Regions from separate parts of the Homo sapiens genome. Here region 1 is linked to region 2. A link is an interaction called in ENCODE POLR2A ChIA-PET data of the cell type or tissue named here. Cell type or tissue: GM12878. All regions are shown on one strand. Links, peaks and the distances in the headings refer to the core of each region. The heading gives the core; the rest is flanking DNA. Region 1 overlaps LOC107984543 (a long non-coding RNA gene). Region 2 has its middle 110 kb from the start of LINC02399.

The links. Peaks named below come from ENCODE experiments on the same cell type or tissue, not always from the same donor. Only the 100,000 strongest peaks of a DNase experiment are listed, where the experiment ranks them.
Region 1: POLR2A ChIA-PET joins it to region 2 with 12 read pairs; 3 of 35 experiments call an interaction of 5 or more read pairs at or near these places.

What each region holds. Positions count from the first base shown.
Region 1 is chr12:89,755,462-89,758,386 of GRCh38, forward strand. All of the region lies in intron 2 of LOC107984543 (a long non-coding RNA gene), which reads left to right. Among named protein-coding and RNA genes, the nearest start is that of ATP2B1-AS1, 48 kb to the left of the region's middle. In GM12878, for the core only: no CTCF peak of the experiment used is centred there; a DNase peak (open chromatin) is centred at 1,390; H3K27ac peaks cover 1,802 bases.
Region 2 is chr12:89,831,242-89,834,166 of GRCh38, forward strand. No RefSeq gene overlaps it. Among named protein-coding and RNA genes, the nearest start is that of LINC02399, 110 kb to the right of the region's middle. In GM12878, for the core only: no CTCF peak of the experiment used is centred there; no DNase peak of the experiment used is centred there.

The DNA.
Region 1 (2,925 bases), core at 208-2,707, 76 kb before region 2:
CAACAATATAACTGTTGGCTTTTTTTTGTTTGTTTTGTTTTTGAGATGGAGTCTCACTCTGTTGCCCAGGCTGGAGTGCAGTGGCGTGATCTCGATCTCGGCTCACTGCAACCTCTGCCTCCTGGGTTCAAGCGATTCTTGTACCCTAGCCTCCTGAGTAGCTGTGATTACAGGCACCTGCCACCACACCTGGCTCTTTTTTTTTTTTTTTTTGTATTTTTAGTAGAGATGGGGTTTCACCATGTTAGCAGGCTGGTTTCAATCTCCTGACCTCAAGTGATCCTCCTACCTCGGCCTCCCAAAGTGCTAGGATTACAGGCATGAGCCACCGCACCCAGCCATAACTGTTCTTAATACCATTGAACTGTACATTAAAAATAGTTAAGATAGTATATCTTATATTATGTATATTTAAGCACAATAAAAATTGAAAACAAAACAATAACAAAATAGATAAATGAATAAATAATTTAAAAAAACATGAGGAAACAAAAAAAGACCTTTGCCCTCTATGGAGCTCATAATCTAGCACGGGGCAATAGACACTACATATTATATTATTTATACATTAGAAGGTCATAAGTGCTAGAGGAAAGGTAGGGGGATTAGGCATCTCTAGGTTAGTTGCTGTTTTAAAAAGAATTGTCAGAGTAGGCCTCTTACTCTTTGATCAAAGACATGGAGATGATGGAATTAGCTACATAAATATCTGGGTTCCAAAGCAGTGAGAACATCCAGTGCAAAAATCCTTAGGTAGGAGCATGCCTGGCACGTTCTAGGGATGTCAAGGAGGCCAGTGTGGCTGGGACAGGGTGGGGGCAGAGAGAGATAGGTAGGAGTTGAGGTTACAGTGGTAAAGGGAAGTCAGATCATATGGGTTCTTGAGATCGTTGGAAGGACTTTGGTTTCTACTCTGAGAGAAATGGGAACCATTGCAAAGTTTTAAAAAGGAGAACGGATGATGTGACATATTTTAAAAGGATAATTATTTACAGAGAGAATAGACTCAAGTGAAGAAGCAGGGTACCTGCTTAGGAGGCTGTTGTATTAGTCTTTGGGTGAAAGATGGTGGTGGCTTGGACTAGAGCAGTAGCAGTATTCGTGGTGGGAAATGGTCAGATTTTTACATATTTTAAAGGTAGCGCCAACAGAATTTCCTAAAGGATTAGAGGTAGGGTGGAAAAAAGAAAAGTCAAGGATGACTCTAAAGTTTTTGACTTGAGCACCTGGACTGTTGGAATGACATCATGGGAGAGGCTTTGAGTGAGCAGTTTTTTTAGGGGGAAGATCAGGAGTTCAGTTTTGAACACATTGAGTAAACTCTGTTATTACAATTTGGTTTTTTAAGTTGCACAAGTGAGGGCCATGGAAAATATGAGTCAACGGTATAGTATCTTTCACATAGTATTGGCTCAGAGTAGGCGTGTCCTTTAGATGTGGAAGAAAAAAGAGGATGTAAGATTGTAAGAGCTCTGTTGCTGACTCATGTTTTTCATGACTGTCACTTGTGCAACTTAAGAAAATTAACTGTAATCATAACAGCTAACAATATTGAGCTGTTACTATGAACAAATAGATGACATGTTAACTTATGCTAATGTGTGTAATTGAAGGAAATGTTAAATTGCAGTTAGAGGGTAGTGAGATTCCCATCCAAGTTCATGGAATCTGTCTTCTGTCCTTGGACTCCAGATTGAGAACCCTGCAGTGATTTTTAGTTTACAAATACCCCTGGGCCTAGATTGTTATCCTCACAGCAGTCTTAAGGAATAGGTCAGTGAGGTTATCCCTTTCATACTCGGAAGTCGGGAGTGGCTTGCCCAAGATAAAAACATGAATTCAACTTCCAGGTTCTCTGACTTCAATGCCAACAATTTCTCAATATTCCCTGCCACCCAACTTTCACTGATCATTTAAAAACTTACAAAAATGTTAGAATAGTACAGTACAATGAACACAGCATACTTTTAACCTATTTCACTAACTGATTATTGTGCCACATTTGATTTATGTCCTTACAAACACACACATACACATACACACAAACACACACGGGAGTTTTTTAGTGACTTTTTAAAAAGTAAATTGCAGGAATTCTGTCACATCCAAGTATGTTTAACCTGCATCCCTTAAGAATAAGAGCATTCTAGAGAACCCATAAATAAAGTCACACACCTACAACCATCTGATCTTGGACAAAACTGTCCAAAATAAGCAATGAGGAAAGGACTTCCTATTCAATAAATGGTGCTGGGATAGCTAGCTAGCAATATGCAAAGGAATAAAACTGGATACCTACCTTTCACCATATACAAAAATTAATTCAAGGTTGATTAAAGCTTTAAATGTAAGACCTCAAACTATTAGAATCCTAGAAGAAAACATAGGAAACACTATTCTGGCCACTGACCTTGGGAAAAAATTTATGATTAAGCAATTGCAGCATAAACAAAAATGGACAAATGAGACCTAATTAAACTAAAGAGTTTCTGTACAGCAAAACAAAAACAAAATAAAAACTATAAACAGAGTAAACAGACAACTCACAGAATGAGAGAAAATATTTGCAAACTCTGCATCCAACAAAGGTCTAATATCTAGTATCTATAAGAAATTTAAATAACTCAGTAAGCCAAAAACAAATAACCACATTAAAAAGGGGTCAAAAGACAGAATGGACGCTTCCCAAAAGAAGACACACAATTGGTCAACAAACATGAAAAAGTGCTCCACATCATTAATCAGAAGAAATGTAAACCAAAACCACAATGAGATATCATCTCACACTAGTCAGAATGGCTATTATTAAAAAGTCAAAAAACAATAGATGCCAGTGAGGCTGCAGAGAAAAGAGAACACTTATACACTGTTGGTGGGAATGTAAATTAGTTCAGCCACTGTAGAAAGGAGTTTGGAGATTTCTCA
Region 2 (2,925 bases), core at 238-2,737:
CCTAATGTACTTTGGTGCTCTTTGTGCCTAAAATTTTTCATTTAGGTAAGATAATAACTTCTCAGTTTTGCTTAAACACATTTAAACTGAGTTTTTATCTTTTGCAACAGAAAGAATCCTGACTTAGGCAGTCGTTTTCTTTGGAATTCAAATGCCTACATCATCTGAGGCTTGGTCTCAATCAGGTGAAATGCAGCAACATAACACAATAAAATTAACTTGTGTAGAATGCCTTCTGGGGTCCAGAGCCAGGTGCTTCCTCAAGGACTGCCTCTCAGAGCACAATGGTGATGTGGTACTGACTGTGGAAGCTGAGAGCAAAACTATAACTGTGCCCTGAATGCACATGCTCAAACTGAGCCTCTGGTTCGATAAGTGCCAGATGTTTTGGACCCTATGGGAACACTGCTGTGTTCTTATCATTGACAGAAAGAAATGTTCCTCACATTATTAAGGTTCGATAGTATTATTTAAGGAAGTAAATACAGTATATGTATCAAATAGTAAAAGTTAAGAATTTTGGTTGGTTTTGAGGGAGCAGAGTAAAAGCCTGAGGGAAATGAAGCCAGACTTCCTAGTAGTAAATTACAAGTTACAATCTTGCCCATGGTCAGCTGAGAAGGAATCATCCACCAGCGATGGATCTCTTGAGAAACTAAATACCTTCGCTACCCAGGTTACTCTTTCAGTGGGCATTAATGATTGACAGTACATGTAGAGTGATCTGAGTTATACATCACTCCATAATTAAAGTTTTCTTTTGCCCTCTCTTGACTTCTGTAACTTGACACATATTACTCAACCTTTCCTTGTCTACATTTTTGGTCCAGAAATTGGGAATAATATTAGCAGCTTTAGTATTTTGAAAAAACCTAGATCCTAGACACTAAGTAATTTGGCATTAGCTTTTTGTGAAGCACTTGGCAAAAATATACCCATACAGATACTTCATGGAAAATAGTATCAACTTATCCTCATCAATTTTACTTTTTACTGTTTGCTTTTGGACAGCTTTATCTCTTTTCATATCACTGAATTCAAAAAATATAAATCTTTACAAAGAAAATGTAATATTCCCACAAAACTGGGTTTCTATGGAATTAAATGATGATTTTGTATTAATATGTTAGGAATTGCCACCTGTCTTCTTTCAGACATGACTGATTTTCTTTTTATGCCTTGGCTGGTTCCACAGCTCATGTAAATAATATTTATCAAGTAGCTCCATCCCTTGAATAGCTGTGTGCTTTATCCTTCTGAGGTCTAAAGTCCAGTTCATCTCAACAAGTGTTGTCTTACGTTCATCCGAGGGGCTATTTTGATCATCTTATGTCATGTAAGGAAGCACAGCAGGAGTGGTTAAAAGCAAAGGTTCTGGAATCCTACAGAGGAGGATCCAGACAAAAGCTGTGCTCTATCCTAGTTTTGAACCTGGGAAAGTCACTTCAACTCTTTAAGCTTCAATTTCTTCATTTTTAAAGTGAGGATCAGTTGAACCTCCTTCTTGTAGGATTAAATGAGTTAATCCATGTAAACAGATCAGCGGAGTGACTTCTGCAGGATAATCACAAATAAAATCACAGTTTATTTTATAATCACAAATAAAATTGGCTCTCATTTGTGATTCAGGGATAGAGAAAACAAAACTCATATGGCTTTTTCAGAATATACTACTGAGATTTGGTCTCTAAGTTAAACCAGTTCTTCTCAACCGAAGGACAATTTTGCACCTGCACCCACCTTCATGGGGACATCAGGCAATGTCTGGGAACATTTTTGCTTGTCCCAATTCATGGGAGTAGGGTGGGGCGGCTGCTACTGGCATCTAGTGTGTAGAGGTAGTAGGATGTTCAGTTTCTGGACATTCTACAATGCACTGGTGGCCCCCACCCTACTCCCCAGCAAGGAATCATCTGGTTTAAAACGTCAGCAGTGCTGAGGTTCAAAAACTCGGAAGTAAATGGAAAGGTAGAGGAGGCATGAATAAATTCTTATCAAGAAACCAGTCTATCAACAGGTATTTGTCACCTTACTACTCCAGGTGTAATATCTTCACCTTCCAGCTGTGGACCCTTTTTACAGTTTCCGTCCTGTAGTCACATATATTGACTTATTAAATGTCAACAACAACAACAACAAAAATAACTAGAAAAACAGGCTGCCTTGGCATTATCCCTTGACACTGCCCCTCTTTTCTTTTGCAGATGAGGAGTTGGGCTAAGGGGCTGACTTTCTCACAGAAACACAGATGATAATTAAACTCAGATGTTCTGAGTCCCAAGCACAGTGCTCTGCCACTCTCACATGCCAAGCATTGCATTTCTGTGGAGAGTGCATGAGACATTTTAGACATGGATCCTCCCCTAAGATTCTTACTCAGTTGTTAGAGATTTACACCCATGAACAGTTATTTTTACCTTTTGGGCTATAATAGATGCACATTCTGCCCCTCCTCAGTGTTACAGAATATTGAAATGTAGCTAACCTGAAACAAGCATTTTCTTTCCCAGTAATATCAGAGGGCTCTTTTGTAACATAAATGTAGTAGCTAGTCTGCAAAACAAGGGTGCTACCCTTTCTTTACAATCTGTACTTTCCTAGCATATGCCATCATGTTCCTTTTCCCCCACCAGTCCTCCTACATAGTCCAGATGGTGCCTGGCCTGCTCTTGCAAACTTCTGATTGCCTCTATTTCTTTTTCATGCTCATCCTCTTCTGAGTACTGAGTGTGAGGAGTTGAGGCTTACCAGTATGATGATGTGACATCCAACTCAAGGCCCAGATGTTAAAATATTCCAAAATGCAACCAGTTTCAACACGTTAACTTTGTTCTTCTCTGCTTAGCAGCTGTGAGCATGTTGGTACCTGCAGATTATTTCATGAAGTTTTGGAAAGCACTGATTCTTAATTCAGGTTTTATGAAA